Regions from separate parts of the Homo sapiens genome. Here region 1 is linked to region 2. A link is a loop called in an ENCODE intact Hi-C map of the cell type or tissue named here. Cell type or tissue: HepG2. All regions are shown on one strand. Each heading gives the region's core, and the rest is flanking DNA. Links, peaks and the distances in the headings are about the cores only. Region 1 overlaps MAOA (monoamine oxidase A). Region 2 holds the start of MAOA (monoamine oxidase A).

Region 1 (9,906 bases), core at 613-8,612, 74 kb after region 2:
AATACCTTTATTTCTTTCTCTTGTGTGATTGGCCTGGTCAGAACTTCCAATACTATGTTGAATAGGAGTGGTGAGAGAGGGCATCCTTGTGCCAGTTTTCAAAGGGAATGCTTCCAGTTTTTGCTCATTCAGTATGATATTGGCTGTGGGTTTGTCATAAATAGCTCTTATTATTTTGAGATACGTTCCATCAATACCTAGTTTATGGAGAGTTTTTAGCATGAAGGGCTGTTGAATTTTGTCCAAGGCCTTTTCTGCATCTATTGAGATAATCTTGTGGTTTTTGTCATTGGTTCTGTTTATGTGACGGATTACGTTTATTGATTTGTATATGTTGAACCAGCCTTGCATCCCAGGAAGGAAGCTGACTTGATCTTGGTGGATACGCTTTTTGATGTGCTGCTGGATTTGGTTTGCTAGTATTTTATTGAGGATTTTCGCATCAATGTTCATCAGGGATATTGGCCTGAAATTCTCTTTTTTTGTTGTGTCTCTGCCAGGTTTTGGTATCAGGATGATGCTGGCCTCATAAAATGAGTTAGGGAGGATCCCCTCTTTTTCTATTGATTGGAATAGTTTCAGAAGGAATGGTACCAGCTCCTCCTTGTACCTCTGGTAGAATTCAGCTGTGAATCCATCTGGTCCTAGATTTTTTTTGTTGGTAGGCTATTAATTACTGCCTCAATTTCAGAACCTGTTATTGGTCTATTCAGAGATTCAACTTCTTCCTGGTTTAGTCTTGGGAGGGTGTATGTGTCCAGGAATTTATCCATTTCTTCTAGATTTTCTAGTTTATTTGCATAGAGGTGTTTATAGTATTCTCTGTTGGTAGTTTGTATTTCTATGGGATTGGTGGTGATATCCCCTTTTTCTTTTTTTATTGTGTATATTTGATTCTTCTCTCTTTTCTTTATTAGTCTTGCTAGTGGTCTATTTTGTTGATCTTTTCAAAAAACCAGCTCCTGGATTCACTGATATTTTTGAAGGGTTTTTTGTGTCTCTGTCTCCTTCAGTTCTGCTCTGATCTTAGTTATTTCTTGTCTTCTGCTAGCTTTTGAATTTGTTTGCTCTTGCTTCTCTAGTTCTTTTAATTGTGATATTAGGGTGTCAGTTTTAGATCTTCCCTGCTTTCTCTTTTGGGCATTTAGTGCTATAAATTTTCTTCTACACACTGCTTTAAATGTGTCCCAGAGATTCTGGTACGTTGTGTCTTTGTTCTCATTCGTTTCAAAGAACATCTTTATTTCTGTCTTCATTTTGTTAATTACTCAGTAGTCATTCAAGAGCAGGTTGTTCAGTTTCCAAGTAGTTGTGCGGTTTTGAGTGAGTTTCTTCATCCTGAGTTCTAATTTGATTGCACTGTGGTCTGACAGACAGTTCGTTGTGATTTCTGTACTTTTACATTTGCTGAGGAGTGTTTTACTTCCAATTATGTGGTCATTTTAGAGTAAGTGTGATGTGGTACTGAGAAGAATGTATACTCTCTTGATTTGGGGTGGAGAGTTCTGTAGATGTCTGTTAGGTCCACTTGGTCCAGAGCTGAATTCAAGTCCTGAATATCCTTGTTAATTTTTGTCTTGTTGATCTAATGCTGACAGTGGGGTATTAAAGTCTCCCACCGTTATTGTGTGGGAGTCTAAGTCTCTTTGTAGGTCTCTAAGAACTTGCTTTACGAACCTGGATGTTCCTGTATTGGGTGCATATGTATTTAGGATAGTTAGCTCTTCTCGTTGCATTGATCCCTTTACAGTTATGTAATGCCCTTCTTTGTCTCTTTTGACCTTTGTTCGTTTAAAGTCTGTTTTATCAGAGACTAAGATTACAACCCCTGCTTTTTTTTTTTGCTTTCCATCTGGTTGGTAAATATTCCTCCATCCCTTTATTTTGAGCCTATGTGTGTCTTTGCATGTGAGATGGGTCTTCCAAATACAGCACACCGATGGGTCTTGACTCTTTAGCCAGTTTGCCAGTCTGTGTCTTTTAATTGGGGCATTTAGCCCATTTACATTTAAGGTTGATATTGTTATGTGTGAATTTGATCCTATCATTTTGATGCTAGCTGGTTATTTTTCCCGCTAGTTGATGCAGTTTCTTCATAGCATCAATGGTCTTTACAATTTGGCATGTTTTTGCAGTGGCTGGTACTGGTTGTCCTTTCCATGTTTAGTGCTTCCTTCAGGAGCTCTTGCAAGGCAGGCCTGGTGGTAACAAAATCTCTCAGCATTTGCTTGTCTGTAAAGGATTTTATTTCTCCTTCATTTATGAAACTTAGTTTGGCTGGATATGAAATTCTGGGTTGAAAATTCTTTTCTTTAAGAATGTTGAATATTGGCCCCCACTCTCTTCTGGCTTGTAGGGTTTCTGCTGAGAGATCTGCTGTTAGTCTGATGGGTCTTCCTTTGTGGGTAACTCGACCTTTCTGTCTGGCTGCCCTTAACATTTTTTTCCTTCATTTCAACCTTGGTGAATCTGACAATTATGTGTCTTGGGGTTGCTCTTTTCGAGGAATATCTTTGTGATGTTTTCTGTATTTCCTGAATTTGAATGTTGGCCTGCCTTGCTAGGTTAGGGAAATTCTCCTGGATAATATTCTGAAGAGTGTTTTCCAAGTTGGTTCCATTCTCCCTGTCAATTTCAGGTATACCAATCAAACATAGATTTGGTCTTTTCACATAGTCCCGTATTTCTTGGAGGCTTTGTTTGTTTCTTTTCACTCTTTTTTCTCTAATCTTGTCTTCTCGCTTTATTTCATTAAGTTGATCTTCAATTACTGATATCCTTTCCTCCACTTGATCGATTCGGCTGTTGAAACTTGTGTCTGCTTCACGAAGTTCTTGTGGTGCATTTTTCAGCTCCATCAGGTCATTTATGTTCTTCTCTACACTGGTTATTCTAGTTAGCAATTCGTCTAACCTTTTTTCAAGGTTCTTAGCTTCCTTGCATTGGGTTAGAACCTGCTCCTTTAGCTCGGAGTAGTTTGTTATTACCCACCTTCTGAAGCCTACTTCTGTCAATTCATCAAACTCATTCTCTGTTCAGTTTTGTTCCCGTGCTGGCGAGGAGTTGTGATCCTTTGGAAGAGAAGAGGCGTTCTGGTTTTTGGAATTTTTCAGCCTTTCTGCACTGGTTTCTCCCCACCTTTGTGGTTTTATCTACCTTTGGTCTTTGATGTTGGTGACCTATGGATGGGGTTTCTGTGTGGATGTCCTTTTTGTTGATGTTGATGCTATTCCTTTCTGCTTGTTAGTTTTCCTTCTAACAGGCCCCTCAGCTGCAAGTCTGTTGGAGTTTGCTGGAGGTCCACTCCAGATGCTGTTTGCTGGGGTATCACCAGCAGAGGCTACAGAACAGCAACTATTGCTGCCTGATCCTTCCTCTGGAAGCTTTGTCCCAGGGGGGCACCCACCAGATGCCAGCCAGAGCTCTCCTGTATGAGGTGTCTGTTGGCCCCTACTGGGAGGTGTCTCTCAGTCAGGCTACACGGGGGTCGGGGCCCACTTGAGGCAGTCTGTCCGTTATCAGAGCTCAAACACTGTGCTGGGAGAACCACTGCTCTCTTCAGAGCTGTCAGGCAGGGACATTTAAGTCTGCTGAAGCTGCACCCCCAGCTGCCCCTTCCCCCAGGTGCTCTGGCCCAAGGAGATGGGGGTTTTATCTATAAGTCCCTGACTGGGGCTGCTGCCTTTTGTTCAGAGATGCCCTGCCCACAGAGGTGGAATCTAGAGAGGCAGTAGGCCTTGCTGAGCTGTGGTGGGGTCCGCCCAGTTCGAACTTCCTGGTGGCTTTGTTTACACTGTGAGCATAAAACTGCCTACTCAAGCCTCAGCAATGGCAGATGCACCTCTCCACACCAAGCTCGAGCATTCCAGGTCGATATCAGGCTGCTGTGCTAGCAGCGAGGATTTCAAGCCAATGGATATTAGCTTGCTGGGCTCCATGGGTGTGGGACCCACTGAGCCAGGCACCGGAGGGAATCTCCTGATCTGCCAGTTGTGAAGACTGTGGGAAAAGCGCAGTATCTGCGCAAGAGTGTACCGTTCTTCCTGGGACAGTCTCTCACAGCTTCCCTTGGCTAGGAAAAGGAAATCCCCCAACCGCTTGCACTTCCCAGGTGAGGCGATGCCCTGCCCTGCTTCGGCTTGCCCTCCATGAGCTGCACCCACTGTCCAACCAGTCCCAATGAGATGAACCAGGTACCTCAGTTGGAAACACAGAAATCACCCACCTTCTGCGCGGATCTCACTGGGAGCTGCAGACCGGAGCTGTTTCTGTTTGGCTGTCTTGCTGGACCCTTGGCTCCTTTTCAACTCATAATTTCTTAAGCAGGAGAAAATGTTAGTTTCTCCAAGAGTTAAAGAATGCATTCCTTCAGAAATTGAATCCTTGAGAGTTTTTTTCAATTGCAACAGAAAAACTTTCTGAACACACTAAATCGTGTTGTAAAAACATGACATTCTCTGACTCCTGTACATATTGACACCTGACTTCCACTTTTGTTCTATGAACAGGACTGCTAGGCGGTTTGCTTATCTTTTTGTGAATATCAATGTGACCTCTGAGCCTCACGAAGTGTCTGCCCTGTGGTTCTTGTGGTATGTGAAGCAGTGCGGGGGCACCACTCGGATATTCTCTGTCACCAATGGTGGCCAGGTATGGTGTGTATGTGTCTGTTCTGAAACAAGAGCTTCATCTGTGATTTTGCTTTCTCCCAGGGCAGTGTCTTTAATAGTTGCTTCAGGATTTTGAAACATGAATAATTAGCAGCATGAAATGATCTCAAAAGATTTTCTGAAAAAAAAATTTCTCATTTCCTTTTGTCACTCCTGAAAAGGAGTTCACAGATAAAGAATGTTTCATTTTGAATTAATTAGGTTTTGAGAATTAAGTTCCTTCCTTTTGGTAGCAGGTAAAATTAGGCTGTTTATGTAGGAGAAGCTAAATTCCTAAAATAATTTCCAAAAAATTCTAGAAATTGTACAATTATTGTACTTAAAATCATCTCTGTTCTAGACACAAGGTTTCTGTCCCATCTGTTTATCAGAGTGATTCTTTTATGTTAACTGCTACAGAAGGGAAGTGACTGTTCTTCCTTCTAATTCACGCAAGTGATTATGGCCACTCTTGCAATAGTAAATTCTGCCTTTTGGATTCTTAGTTTTTGCTACCCACTTGAATTTGCCCAGTTTCCATATCATTTCCTTTATTAATAAGTGAATTCATTTCGTTCATTGGCTGGACACATGGCGAAGCCAGAATCCTAATTCCCCAGACTCTGAGATTCTCTGCTTCAACCCTTTCTGTTATCCAAAGAGAATGGGTATCTCTGTTCTATAAATGTTGTGCTTGGATGGTATGAGGTTTAATTAGTAGCAGTTTACTTCTAACTTAGGTTCTCTGAGTTCCTGAATTCTGAGTGCACAGTACAAGGTATAGAGTCTTTCTCTGCCAAGTGAATTATTCTTCTCCTGAGGAGATCACCGGAAATCCCCAAGTTCTTGTGACACCAAGACTCATTGCCCATTTGACCCTTAGCCTTGACAAATGCAGGACAGTTGCATTTTTTAAATGTCTTTACCTACAGGCAGAGATGACAGATTACTCCTTTTAGCCAGTATTTTACTTTCTGAGGTATTTTGATTTACATTTGATATTTGTTTCCTTCATTCAGAGGAGCCAGGATACTTCTAGCCAAATTCTACATGACCTTTTGGAAAATATGGTTCAGATGATTAATCTCAAACCATGGTCACAATATTTTTATAAAGAACTTAGGCTTATCCTGTAATTTAATTCAACAAATACTAGACCTGGAGGGGTGGACAGTGAACAAGACAGAAACAGTTCGTGGTCTTTCCACCACACTAAAACTCAAAGTACCTCTTAGAAAACAGACCAGATTATAAGTTAAATGGTCTGGGTTTCTTGAGGAAAGACAAATCATGAATTTAGGTCTGAACCACTCTGGGAATTTTTTTTCCTTTTTTTAATTTAATTTTTGAGACAGAGTCTTGCTTTGTTGCCTAGCCTGGTCTCCAACTCCTGGGCTCAAGCAGTCCTTCCGCCTCAGCCTCTCAAAGTGCTAAGATCACAGGCATGAGCCACCATGCCTAGCCAGGAATATTTTTTATAAAGAACTTTGGTGTTGTTATTAAAACAGTAGCCAGTTACAAAAGTGCAAAAATCACTGCGTGGCTGCTTATGCAGTTTTCTGGAGGAGTATGATTGAGGAATCTGTTAGGAATCTTCTGGCTGGGCGCGGTGGCTCACACCTGTAATCCCAGCACTTTTGGAGGCCAAGGAGGGTGGATCACCTGAGGACAGGAGTTTGAGACCAGCCTGGCTAACATGATGAAACCCCATTTCTGCTAAAAATACAAAAATTAGCCAGGTGTCATGGCACGCACCTGTAATCCCAGCTACTCGGGAGGCCAAGGCAAGAGAATCACTTGAACCCAGGAGGCGGAAGTTACAGTGAGCCAAGATTGCGCCATTGCATGCCAGCTTGGGCAATAAGAGTGAAACTCCGTCTCAAAAAAAAAAAAAAAAAAAGAATCTTCTATAATAGGCTAAAAATATCCTTCTGGTTCTTACCAAAAGCATTGTGTTAAGGACTTACCTTCTTAGATTAAGCTGGAAACATTTCCATGGTGATCGTAGCAGAAGGCAGAGGGTAGAGCACTTCTGGTCTTATAAGGGCCGCTCAAGAGAACTATTTAACAATATCTAAAGGAGCAAGCAGATGCTTAGCCTTCACCCTCTGCCTCTGCCTTGAAGCTTCCAGATAGTTTTGCAAAAAGTTACTCAAGATCTGATATTCCGAATCTTTTTTTTTTTTTTTTTTTTTTGAGACGGAGTCTAGCTCTGTTGCCCACGCTGGAGTGCAGTGGTGCAATCTCGGCTCACTGCAACCTCCGCCTCCTGGGTTCAAGTGGTTCTCCTGCCTCAGCCTCCCGAATAGCTGGGATTACAGGCACGTGCCACCACGCCTGGCTAATTTTTGTAATTTTAGTACAGCCACAGCACCCGGCCCTTCTTCCCATTCTTAGAACATCATTTGGTGGTGACTAGTAGGACTAGTAGGACGTGACTATCCCTAAAAGCACCCTGTAACTTTGTCTATAATATGGCTCTATCTGCATCCTTACCTGCCTGGACAACCTCAGCCCAGAACACAGGAATCAAAGGAAATTAGAAACTTCATCCTCTGGAATAAGCCCTGTGCCTGCCCCTTCTCAGGGCTCCCTCCACACCCTGCACTCTTTGACATTTGAAGCCCACAGACTTGCTGATATTCCCCTTGGTCAGGGCAGCATTGGCATAGTGGAACATTTCTTCGGGTTCTGTGATTTTTATAAACTTGTAATGGCTTTTCTTTGCCAGAAGCTGTGCAGGGAATGATCATTGAATTGTCTTGGTCAACTCTGCCTCTGTCCTAATGAAGTCTTCTGACAGTTAAGTGTGCAGACGTTAGAGGTGTGGCCTGTGACTTTCTGGAGGTTTTCTAATCAGTAGCCAGTAGGATTTTCCTTCCTTGGGCTTTCATAATGTTTCCTTTCTTACCTACCTCCTCCTGTAGGAACGGAAGTTTGTAGGTGGATCTGGTCAAGTGAGCGAACGGATAATGGACCTCCTCGGAGACCAAGTGAAGCTGAACCATCCTGTCACTCACGTTGACCAGTCAAGTGACAACATCATCATAGAGACGCTGAACCATGAACATTATGAGGTAACTCAGTTTAGTCAAAAGGAGCATATAGTAAATAGGCCTTGTGTCTTTTGCAGTTTCTAACCAGATATAATTCAAGCAGTAGCATAATTAATGCTGACATGTTTCCGCCTCAGTCTTCCAAATTACCAGCCTTGGTTGACCTACCTTGATCTGTTTTGTTGCCTCACAGTTGCCTCATTTTCTCATTTTGTATGTTTTTACTGCTCAATGTTGTTTAGAAGTGATAAAGATGATTTTTCACGCCTGCCACAAAGACTGCAGCTCACATTTGAGGTAATATTTTGCTTGTGTGTGTTTTAGTGCAAATACGTAATTAATGCGATCCCTCCGACCTTGACTGCCAAGATTCACTTCAGACCAGAGCTTCCAGCAGAGAGAAACCAGTTAATTCAGCGGCTTCCAATGGGAGCTGTCATTAAGTGCATGATGTATTACAAGGAGGCCTTCTGGAAGAAGAAGGGTAGGCTGCTATTATTCATGTTTAAACTGTATTATATGAAGAAATCACAGTCTTTTAGGATTATTGAACAGAAGGTATTGAACAGAAACAAAGTATTTTCAAACTGGTAGAAAAAGGATTAGAAATCTTGGTCTGTCAATTTCCTCATATCCTTGGCCACACATAATGACCCCAAGAGCACTTGTTGGCAATGGGAGGGAAGAAGGAGATCACATCAGTCATAAGGCCACCATTGCCCTGACTCCTGGCATCTGTCCTGCTTCTTACTTTTTATGAGCAGAGTGAGGTCAACAGGCACCATGGAAAGAGCACTGCGTTGAAGTTACACATTCCGGGACTTCGCTTGCTTGCTAGCATCAGTCTGTAGCTGTAAAGTGGTGACAGTAATACCTACCACTACGGTGTTGTGAGAATTAAATGAGGCAGGATCTTGGACTTAGAAAGCTGCCCAGATATGGTGGCTACTGTTGATAAGCATTCTGGTTATACTCATCGGATTCCCTCCTCCCACCTCTTCCCTGGATTGGGTCATTCCCTCCAATGCAGCCCTTCTCTTTCCTCATGTATGCTAGGAGCCAGGGTTATCTTACCATTTTTGTCATGCATTGGCTGGTCATAAGCCCTTTATGTAAAGGTGATGGAGATGGGTCATTTTCTGTCTGTGGGTGAATAGACATCCTTATATATTCAGTGTGTGTATTTAACAAGACATGTAGGGTTGGGGCCAAGACCAAGAGTTTAAGTTTTTACTTCCTCTTAAAAAATAGTTTATATATATTTATGTGTGTATGGGTGTCTCTGATGAGCTTGATCTCGATCTCCCATTGATTTTTCTCCTGGTTAAGATTACTGTGGCTGCATGATCATTGAAGATGAAGATGCTCCAATTTCAATAACCTTGGATGACACCAAGCCAGATGGGTCACTGCCTGCCATCATGGGGTAGGTTAGAGCAGGGTGTTCTGCATTTTCCAAATTGTGTTGATGTATTGGTGTGGATGCTGTCAAAGTATATTACTTTGGAATTAAGTTCAAGCAATGATGAATAATGCTATCAAAATATATAATGTTTCCATGTGTTAAAATATTGCAGTAATGTTTCGTATGTAGCACAAGAATACTGGGAAACTTTACTAAAATTGACACCATTTTGAACTTGTACCCATGTATGTCTTTCTCTCATACAAAGCTTACGTGTTGAGGATGGAGTGAAAAAAAGCAGCTAGACAGGCAGTATGGTAGCCACCCCTGCCTACAGGCAGAATGTCCACAGCCATTCTGAAATGAGAACTAACCGCTTTATTCTATAAAAACATTCTAAATGTGGGGTTTCTCGGTTTTATCCTTTTCTCCATTCCAGATATCTGCTACATAGCAAATGTTAGTTGTTACCCTGAGATATAAGACAGCTGACCAATTAGGAGGCCCAGTTCAGAATTGAGCCAGGCCTTGATTGGATGGCATGGCAGTTTTTCTGGTGGGTCACTCTAGTTATCCTTCACCAGTGGTGCTTCACTTAACCTCTAAAGTGTGCGGATGACCCAGGGCCTGGTTCTGTGTAGGGAAAATGAGAGCTTTTCCCCTCTCTTCTCATTCCGGCACATAGCTGTCCTACTCGTTGGGGGCTGGGGAGTCCAGAGAAGGAAGTGGTGTCCCCACAAATGAATTGCTAAGGAGTTCCACAGCCTCCCTCTTGCCTGCCTTTTGGCCTCCTCAA
Region 2 (9,906 bases), core at 666-8,665:
TGTTGGACATTTGGGTTGGTTCCAAGTCTTTGCTATTGTGAATAGTGCCGCAATAAACATACGTGTGCATGTGTCTTTATAGCAGCATGTTTTATAGTCCTTTGGGTATATACCCAGTAATGGGATGGCTGGGTCAAATGGTATTTCTAGTTCTAGATCCCTGAGGAATTGCCACACTGACTTCCACAATGGTTGAACTAGTTTACAGTCCCACCAACAGTGTAAAAGTGTTCCTATTTCTCCACATCCTCTCCAGCACCTGTTGTTTCCTGACTTTTTAATGATTGCCATTCTAACTGGTGTGAGATGGTACCTCATTGTGGTTTTGATTTGCATTTCTCTGATGGCCGGTGATGGTGAGCATTTTTTCATGTGTCTTTTGGCTGCATGATGTCTTCTTTTGAGAAGTGTCTGTTCATATCCTTTGCCTACTTTTTGATGGGATTGTTTGTTTTTTTCTTGTAAATTTGTTTGAGTTCATTGTAGATTCTGGATATTAGCCCTTTGTCAGATGAGTAGGTTGCAAAAATTTTCTCCCATTCTGTAGGTTGCCTGTTCACTCTGATATAACCACATAAATTTAAATATTATGCATATCTAAAATGTCATAAACAGCACTAAAATACAAATTGGAGTAAACTCTCTTCAGTGAAAATAGCAAGCAAGGGGTTACTATCTTTTATAAAGCACTTTCAGAAATCAACTGCAGAAAGGCATGAAGTGATCATTCACAACAGAAGAGATGGAAATGGCTATAATACATTTTTGAAAGATGTATTTCACCAGTAAGCAAATAAATGCTAATTTAAATAGCAACGCCATGCTGATTTTTCACCTTTCAAGTTAAGAAAGGTTAAAAGTGAACTTGTTTATTGTCGGAGTGGGTATAGTAAGAAGATAGCCATTCTTAGGCATTACTAATGAAGTATAAATTTGTATAATCTTTTGGGGAAGTAATTTGGTAACTTCAATCAAAGAGCTTAAAAATGCTCCTACTTTCTTACCTCATAATCCTGTTTTAGGATTCTATCTCAAGGAAATTGTAAAAACTACATACAATATTTTATGCACAAAATGTTCGTCTCCATGTTATGTATTATATTAAAAATTGGAAAGTACTAAACGCTTAATGTTAGAGGGTAATGATTAAGTAGACTAGAGTAGGCAATTGAACATAGAGAGTGAATATATATATATATATATATATATGGCATGAATATATAATGTAGTTTTTTAAAAATTAAAATGTGAATATGTATTGAGTAATTCTTACATGTCTGGTACTACCCTAAATGTTTTAATGCATTTGCTCACTTAACCCTCGCTTCAGCTGTGCTAGATATCTTCATTTTGCTTCTCCGGGTGCTACTACCACACTTCTCTACTCTGTTCTGGCCCCTGAAGGCTGACCTGTGTCAACTAAGGGAAAAAAATGAAGCTTTTAAAGAATTACAGTTAATTTTATACAGAAGTCTTACTGGAGACTATAGACCAAGGCTTATAGCTCGGGAGCAGTTCCATCAGACGGCTCGGGCACAGTATTTCAGCCCATTGCTTATAGACAAGCGTGGGAGTTCAGTACCTGCAAAATTGCATCAAACCTGCTTGGAAGTTACAATGAAGCAGAATCACATCTAGATTTGGGTGTAAGAGTACATCTGGCAACAGATTACGGAAGCATAATCACCAACCCCATCAGACGTTACCTTATGTGTAGGGAAAGGCAAGGACTAGGGTCATTTATCTTCTAAGGAATATAGTGACTCAGACAAGAAACATGGGGGGCCGTGTGCTCTACCCTGTTGTGTCTTCAAAGCATCCTTCTGGTGAGCTGCATATCTTCACAGAGTCAGAGGCTTTGTGAAATTATGCTGGCAAGCAGAAATGAGCAAACATGGCTTCTTGGCACTTGCTATTTTGTCTCACACCTGTATGGACTGCATCACCAAGAGTCTCCCTTGTTTTCTAGCTTCTGGTTGGGTTAGGTCTATGCAGAGGACCAGCAGGAGACTGGAGGGAGGGAGATTACGTATTTATTCTCCCAGCTTCCTACCTGCGGGTTTCCTGTGGGCTGGCTGTCTCCCTGAACTAAAGGCCACACCTTGTGTCAGGCAGCCCTTTCCTAACAGCATTGTCACTAAATTTCTGGTGACTGCTTTCTCCCCCTACCTGTTCAGAGTGATACCTTCTTGCTGTTACCAACCCAGGGTACTGCACGATTCCTTACGGCTTCTCTCCATCTTGCCCACATCTTTGAAAATAGTTCATTGATGATACGCTCTTGAAATTACTTAATTTGAGTTTGCTGTTTCCTGCTAGAACCCTGACTGATTCAACAACTTATAGGATTCTACGATTCTACGGCTGGGACAACACGCAGAGAGAAGTCTAGTAATTTGCCTAAGGTCACACAAGGGAGGAAATAATACTTATGGAATGTTTCACAGTCATTCTTTTATTTGTTTATTTAAAATGAACTTTTATTGTTTTCATACAACACAAATAAAATGAAGAGAGAAAATACTCATATTTCTACTCATCGATTTCCATCCTTTATTTAATGAAACTTCCACATTTTCATCTCCATCCAAACTCTTGCTTTGAGTCTCAGGCTTTATGTTCCGTTGCCTACTCTATAACATTCATCTGGATGTCTCAAAGGTACTTGAAACTCATCATGTCCAAAAACATGCTCATGGTCTTCCAAATTCTAGCTACAACCAAGTCCTGTCAACCTTATATGTAAATGTCTCTAAGATAGCCACATGTCTCCAGCTCCACTGCCACCACCTACCTCAGTCTAAGACACTTTCACCTCATTCTTTAAAGAATTCCTAACTTTGGTCTACCGGTACCTATCTACTCTTGCCCGATTATGCACATGGCAGGCAGATAGACCTCTCCAAGTTGCAATCTAGGTATATTGCGACTTGCCTAAAGTCTTGCAGTGGCTTTTGTTGCTCTTAGGATCGAGGCCAAGGATGCTACCTTGGCCCAGTCGGCCTCAGCAGCGTTGTCTCCCCCTTGCCCAGAGCTCCACAGAGTAACTTTTAGTTGCCTTAATGAACTATGCTTTTTTTCTACCACAGGGCCTTTGCACACATTGTTTCTTCTTTCTAAAACATTTTTACACTCTCTGTCCCAAAGTTAATCTCCAGAGGGGTCAGGACTCAGGACACCCTAACACTTTCTTATCCATGTGGATCTTTCTAATATAACATTTGTCAGAGTTTGTATTTACACATCAGATAGACAGTTGTCTATGTCCTCTATTAACTCATCCACTAGACTGTGTGTTCGATGATGATGGTCTCTGTCTTGTGTTGCCTGTGTATCCCAGTACCATGCCCTGTGCCTAGCACATACTGTGAAATCAAGTATTTGAACGAAAATAAATGAAAACAATGAGAATAAGGAGAAAGGTGGACAGAATCACATTAGAAAGAGCTGATTTCTTCATATCTAGTTTTTCTTCTCTCTATGCTCAAAGTCTACCAAGATAAAAATGATTTCAATTTAGTCATAAGTCTCAAGTCCTTTTCTAGGAAGTAAAAGTTATTGAAACAGGATGAAGAAAAGACTAAATCCATATTTCTTTACAGTTTATTCAACAAGATGTTTGATACAGAATGGGGCGAGGGGCAACAGGAGGAATGTTTATAGGTGGGAGCAGACATCATTAGCTTCCTCGAGTTCTCATCACTTTCTCTAAATTTACGTCACGATTTCACCTATTTTTTTTTTTTTTTTTGAGACGGAGTTTCGCTCTTGTTGCCCAGGCTGGAGTGCAATGGCGCGATCTTGGCTCATCATAACCTCCACCTCCTGGGTTCAAACAATTTTCCTGCCTCAGCCTCCCGAGTAGCTGGGATTACAGGCATGAACCACCACACCCGGCTAATTTTGTATTTTTAGTAGAGACGCGGTTTCTCCATGTTGGTCAGGCTGGTCGTGAACTCCCAACCTCAGTTGGTCCGCCCGCCTCGGCCTCCCAAAGTGCCGGGATTACAGGCGTGAGCCACCGCGCCCGGCCAGATTTCACCTATCTTTGAGAGTTCCAGTAATGACAAATTCAGCTTTTGATGACAAATTCAGGATAACAAAAAGTGGAAAATTAAGAAAGGGATAAAACTAGCAAACAGAAGGCTGGCTGCACAGTAAAATATGTGCACTAAATAGCACTCTTTTCAGTAGGATGGGGAAACACATGTTTTCTTATTTCATTTGTTTCTGCACCTTAGCCATCCCTTTGACCTTTTAAAATGCAGTCCCACTTAATACATGATAGGTGAGTTATTTTTCTTGCCTACTTGCTTCGATTTGGGTTAAGCGCCTCAGCTTGAAAAACCCCACAGAGAACCAACAATTGCCTGGTCTCCCCCAAGTGACGGTTCTCGCCCCGCCCCGTCCCGTCTCGCCTCGCCCCGCCCCTCCCCGCTCCTCCCCGCCCCTCCCCGCTCCTCCCCGCCCCTCCCCGCTCCTCCCCGCCCCTCCCCGCCCCTCCCCGCCCCTCCCCGCCCCTCCCCGCCCCGCCCTCAACCTAGTGAGGGCTGGAGGCTGCGCAGACCTCGACGGGCCCTACATGACGTCACAAAGGGGCCAGACCAAGTGGGGCAGCACCCTGCGACCCTGCGATCCTGCCTGGCTCAGCCGCCTTCATATATCTGCTTCCTTAAGTCCACTCTTGCCCAGATAGCTTTCAGTTAAAACTAAAGAATGAAAGCACTAGGTTGAGAGCCCACGCGGCTACACCCACGTCTACTCCCCCACTCTCGCCAGGCAACCGCGCCCCCCGCCTGCAGTGGCATCGTCCGGCCACGCCCAGTGGCAGGGTTTCCAGCGCGAGCCTGCAGGCAGGCCGGGAAGGCGGAGCCAGGCCGGCCTAGAGTCACTTCTCCCCGCCCCTGACTGGGCCGGGAGCCCGGGGCTGGTCTCTAAGAGTGGGTACCGAGAACAGCCTGACCGTGGAGAAGGGCTGCGGGAAGCAGAACACCGCCCCCAGCGCCCAGCGTGCTCCAGAAACATGAGCACAAACGCCTCAGCCTCCTTCCCCGGCGGCACCGGCACCGGCACCAGTACCCGCACCAGTACCGGCACCGGCACCAGTACCCGCACCAGTACCGGCACCGGCACCAGTACCCGCACCAGTACCGGCACCGGCACCGAGCGCAAGGCGGAGGGCCCGCCCGAAGCCGGGGGCACAACTGCCCAGGTCCCGAACCCGGACTCCAGCTTGGACGACACCTCCTACAGCCTGTCCGAATGGAGCGTCCGTTCTGAGTGGCGGTCCGTCTCGGATCCGCTAGCCAGTTCCCAGTGGAGCACGTCCTCAACTGCCGAGGCCGCCTCCTGGAGCTCCAGCATACACTCCCCAATCAGCACTACCGGTCTTAGCGAGAGTACTGACTCCGACTCCAAGAGTGGCCTCCGGGGTTTCAGCGCTTACAACCCGAGCAGTCGGATCCCCAAGTCTACCACCAGCTCGAACTCCTCCGATGGGGCCGTCACAGCCTCCAATCAGGACACCGGCATTCCCTGGGTATTAGTAACAGGACCTACCCCGCCCGTAAACTCCCCCGTAGAGTCATTGCAAGGGTCTGCCTTCTCCTCAGGGTTCAGCACCCCACGGGGTTTGGTAAAAGGACCGACCCTGCCCCCGGATTCCAACCTGACCTCAGTGTCCGACTACACTTGGATATTTGTACGGGGACCTCCTATACCCAATGACCTTTCGCAAGTGTCAATACAAGCACCTCCTACACCCAGTAACACCCCCGAGTGTCAGTACAAGGGTCTGCCGCATCCTCAGTGTCCAGCTTCCCCTGGGGTTTGGTACCAGGACCACCTCTACCCAATAACATTTCCCCAGTGTCGCCACAAGCACCTCCTGCACCCCATAACATCCCCCCAGTGTCAAGGCAGGCGTCTACCCCCACCTCAGTGCCTGACACTCCGCGGGGTTCAATACAAGAACCTCCTGCACCCAGTAATCCTTTCCAGCTGCCGACACAAGGACATTCTAAACCTAATAACTCTCGCCGAGTGTCAGTACAAGGGTCCGCCCCGCTCTCAGTGCCCAGCTCCCCCCGGGTATCAGCTGAAACATCAGCTCCGCCCCTGGGCGCTCCCGGAGTATCAGCAAAAGGGTTCGCCCCGCCCACAGTGCCCGGCTCCCCCCGGGTATCAAAAGAAGGATCGGCTCCGCCCCCGGGCTCCCCGGGGGAGTTGATAGAAGGGTCCTTCCCACCCTTTGCCGTCCCCACTCCTGTGCCTACGACCCAGGAGCGTGTCAGCCAAAGCATGGAGAATCAAGAGAAGGCGAGTATCGCGGGCCACATGTTCGACGTAGTCGTGATCGGAGGTGGCATTTCAGGTCAGTGTGGACCGTAGCGGTGGCCTGGGGGACCCTGGCCAGTGAGGGGTAGGGGAACCTACAGTAGCTCTTGTGGTGTTTGGGGGTCTCTCATGCATGCGAGAGTGTAGTGTAGCCATGGCTTGGCCCCATATCCTGCGAGGTAGGAGTGGGGGTTGTGCCAGTTTTGCTGGTGGTGTGACTGGGGGAGGCAGACACAATAATTTTACTACTACTACTATTAAATACTAATATTTAATTAGCTCTTGCTGTGCAGTTGTATTTAGCACTTTACGTGGATTTTCTCAGTCCTCAACAGTCCTGTGAGGTGGGAACTAAATTCATCCCCGTTTTGCAAAACCAAGAAACTGAGGTCTGGGGAGTTTCAATAACTCTCTTGAGGTCGAATCACCTAGCTTGTAAGTGGCTGAACGATTTTCTCCCATTTAAGACCTGCAGTACTAATTCCTGAGGTGGCTGCTTTGCCTCACTGATTTCATATCCTTTGCCCTAAACAGAACATCAGGATACAGATTTCTGTAGTATTGAGGGAGCAGTAGTGTTATTCCAGTCCTGCTCTTCTCTATTTTCCGTAGAAAATTTAGTAGGTGAAGAGGAAGGAGGTAGACTCCTTTAAGAAAAGGTTAAAAAAAAAAAGAGGAGAAGAGGGGGTGAGCTCTTAAACTATTCCTGTGTGTGTGTGTGTGTGTGTGTGTGTGTGTGTGTGTATGAACTGTGTTTATATATATATATGAACTGTGTTTATATATATATATGAACTGTGTTTATATATATATATGAACTGTGTTTATATATATATATGAACTGTGTTTATATATATATATGAACTGTGTTTATATATATATATATGAACTGTGTTTATATATATATATATATGAACTGTGTGTGTGTATATATATATATGAACTTGCAGGAAGGTGTAGGACATTTATTGTCCAAAGAGAATCCCTTTATGAAGCAGGGGCTGAGTGCCCTGTTGTATCCTCCTTCCTCCTTTCACTAAGAGCTCCCACCACCTGAATCTTGTCTTCTGATGAGCCAGTTGGTGGGCCAGGGTGCCCCTGGTCCTGGCTTGGATTTGTGGCTAACCAAGTGAGTGGTGCATGAGGCTTTCCAATATCTTCCTGGAAGCCTCATCATGATTGATATATTGTCGCCTATGTTGCCATCATTGGTAAAATGTTTGAAAATTAGGAATTTTGTTGCCTTTCATCCCTGGCTAGAATACCACACTGACCTATCCTCCCCCTACTAGGTGTTAATAATTTCTGAGTTATCCCTGCAGGATCTGATTCAGAAAGAGAAAGCTGATGGGAGGGAGTAAGTAGAGTGGCCCCACAGTAGCCATTTTTATATATAAATCTTTCGAGGAGACTCTGAACATGCTACAAATTAATGTTGGGTAGAGATAGCTTTATCTGAACCCAACATTGTTTATCCTGAACAGGCCAAGAGAAGAGATTGGCATGAACTGTTGCTTTGCCAGTTCCAGCCAGTACCAGCAAAAACATACATGTATGTTGGAGCATCAGAGGAAAGCAGCTCCTGGTGGAGAGTAAGAAAAAGGAGTATTTCAGCTTGTTTCTCTTTATTTATTTATGTATTTATTTATTCATTCAAAAAACACTTGTTGAGTACCTGCAATGAAGTGGACTGCTGTTTCCCAAAATCTGGTCCCACTAGGCAAGCCTCCTAAAAGCAATATGGTTGTAGATCACTGGAAAATAAATATGATGACAATGTGTTATATACATTGACTAGGGGTTCTGGGTCCTCTCCCATCTCCATACCATCTGTATTCTGCAATTCAGAGTTCTTTCTGGGATTTTATTCTTAGTCTTTTTCTTGTTCAGTCTCCAGAATTCCTTAAGGAGCGCGGTTTTTTTATTTTTCCTCTGCCTGATTACCTGCTCTTCCTCCCTTTCTATACTTTATGCTCCATACTTGGTCATTAGCAGAGGTGAAATTACCATGTAGCTGATAAACTTTATGCTTTATGGCCTTATAACTGTAGGTTGCTTCTGGTTCTCATTCTAAATAAATAACCAGTTTCATACTCAGTCCTGTATTTGCAATTTTGCTTTCTTATTTCTTAGAGAGGATACCCAAGTTATATATAAGTTGTAGGTCCCACAAAACCTGAATCTGTCCATAGTCACTCTTAATTATTAATTTATTTCCATTTGGGGGAAGTAGAGGGCATTTCTTGCACAGTAGTTCACACCTCTATTCCAGAGGCCAGCTTCAGTGACACTGGAAAAAGCACTTGACTTCCTCTAATGCCATCTCCATCAGTCAGATCTGAGTGATTTTAATACTCAAACTGACCAGAAACATTGCTTTCTATCTGTGGTACCTTCCCAGATGGTTCACAGCTAAAATGAAAGTAGTTGCAAGTGTGGCTCGTGTTAGATCCTGGACATAAACTGAGTGTTTCATGAGCGGGTGAGAAGCATCACTTCCCAAGCATTCTTGTGAATTCAGAAACATACCATTTTTGTGTGTGCTTGGCAGTATCCCATGAATTACTTAATAGTCCCTGTGGCAGTTTTATATGCCTTTGGATGTTCTTTATAACTTTTATTAGGACTTGTACACTTTGATAGGTTACCCACACATTCATAATACATCACCAATCCATAGCATCAGCAGTGTTATTTCTATTATATAGCACCCAGAAGAGTACATATTCTAAGTGACATTACTCAAAATTGATCCATATTAGCAACATTTTTTAAATAACTCTCTACACAGAGAATAGCAGCATCTGGATGTATCTCCTTTTTTGTCATTATAAAACATAAAATAGACTATGTCTTACAACCACAAACTCTTTTTATCTGCCTAACCACCAATTAAATAATTATATATAGTATGTTAATAGTTGAGAGGGGAAATAACCCTGCTGATTTGTTGGTCTAGTGGTATCTTTAAAATGCTCTGGTCCTTAACCATCATTCATCATCTATCACCCATTCCTTTTTGAAACTCCTTTCATGTTTTCAGCGATGCTATTGGATCCTGAATTTTTATCCCATACTGATTGCTGCTTTTCCATCCCTTTCATTGTGCTCATATTCTTGCAAACATCTGGTTTTGAAAGGTTTCACTGTTCATCACTTTGGGGCTCTTGGTACTCTCTCCCTCTCTTTCTCATTCTAGGACTTCAGCTGTCCCTTATCTATAGAAAACTCTCAAGTCTCTGATTTGAATCCTCTTCCTTCCCTGAACTCCTGTCCCATAGCTTATCTGCTCCTGGGTATTTCACGATTGAACACTTCAGGTTCAACATGTACCATAGCTACTGTGCTAGCCAATCCAGCTTCTTTTCCTCAGTTCCTTGACTCTGTTCTTAGCACCACCATCCCTTCTATAATTTTTGACATAATCTTTTCTTTTATCTTCTGCACCCTTTTAGCAGATCCTTCTCACTCTTCTTTGGGGCTATCTCTCTTCTCCTTTCTCTATGATGACCTCCCTCCCCCCATCACCAGGACAGACTCTTTTTTAAAAGTATTTTGTATAAATGTAAG

The links. A loop is a pair of places that touch in the nucleus more often than their neighbours do. Peaks named below come from ENCODE experiments on the same cell type or tissue, not always from the same donor. Only the 100,000 strongest peaks of a DNase experiment are listed, where the experiment ranks them.
Region 1: a loop joins it to region 2, with 4 times the contacts of the local background. A loop is called at or near these places in 5 of 110 quality-filtered maps.

What each region holds. Positions count from the first base shown.
Region 1 is chrX:43,723,665-43,733,570 of GRCh38, forward strand. It overlaps MAOA (monoamine oxidase A), which reads left to right. Exons shown (of 15, transcript NM_000240.4): 6 at 4,509-4,650; 7 at 7,577-7,726; 8 at 8,030-8,189; 9 at 9,035-9,131. Among named protein-coding and RNA genes, the nearest start is that of MAOA, 72 kb to the left of the region's middle. In HepG2, for the core only: no CTCF peak of the experiment used is centred there; a DNase peak (open chromatin) is centred at 4,537.
Region 2 is chrX:43,650,042-43,659,947 of GRCh38, forward strand. It overlaps MAOA (monoamine oxidase A), which reads left to right and starts at 6,258. Exons shown (of 15, transcript NM_000240.4): 1 at 6,258-6,373. The coding sequence starts at 6,301. RefSeq lists a silencer at 4,766-5,160 and an enhancer at 5,092-5,151. In HepG2, for the core only: a CTCF peak has its summit at 5,000; a DNase peak (open chromatin) is centred at 4,900; H3K4me3 peaks cover 2,333 bases.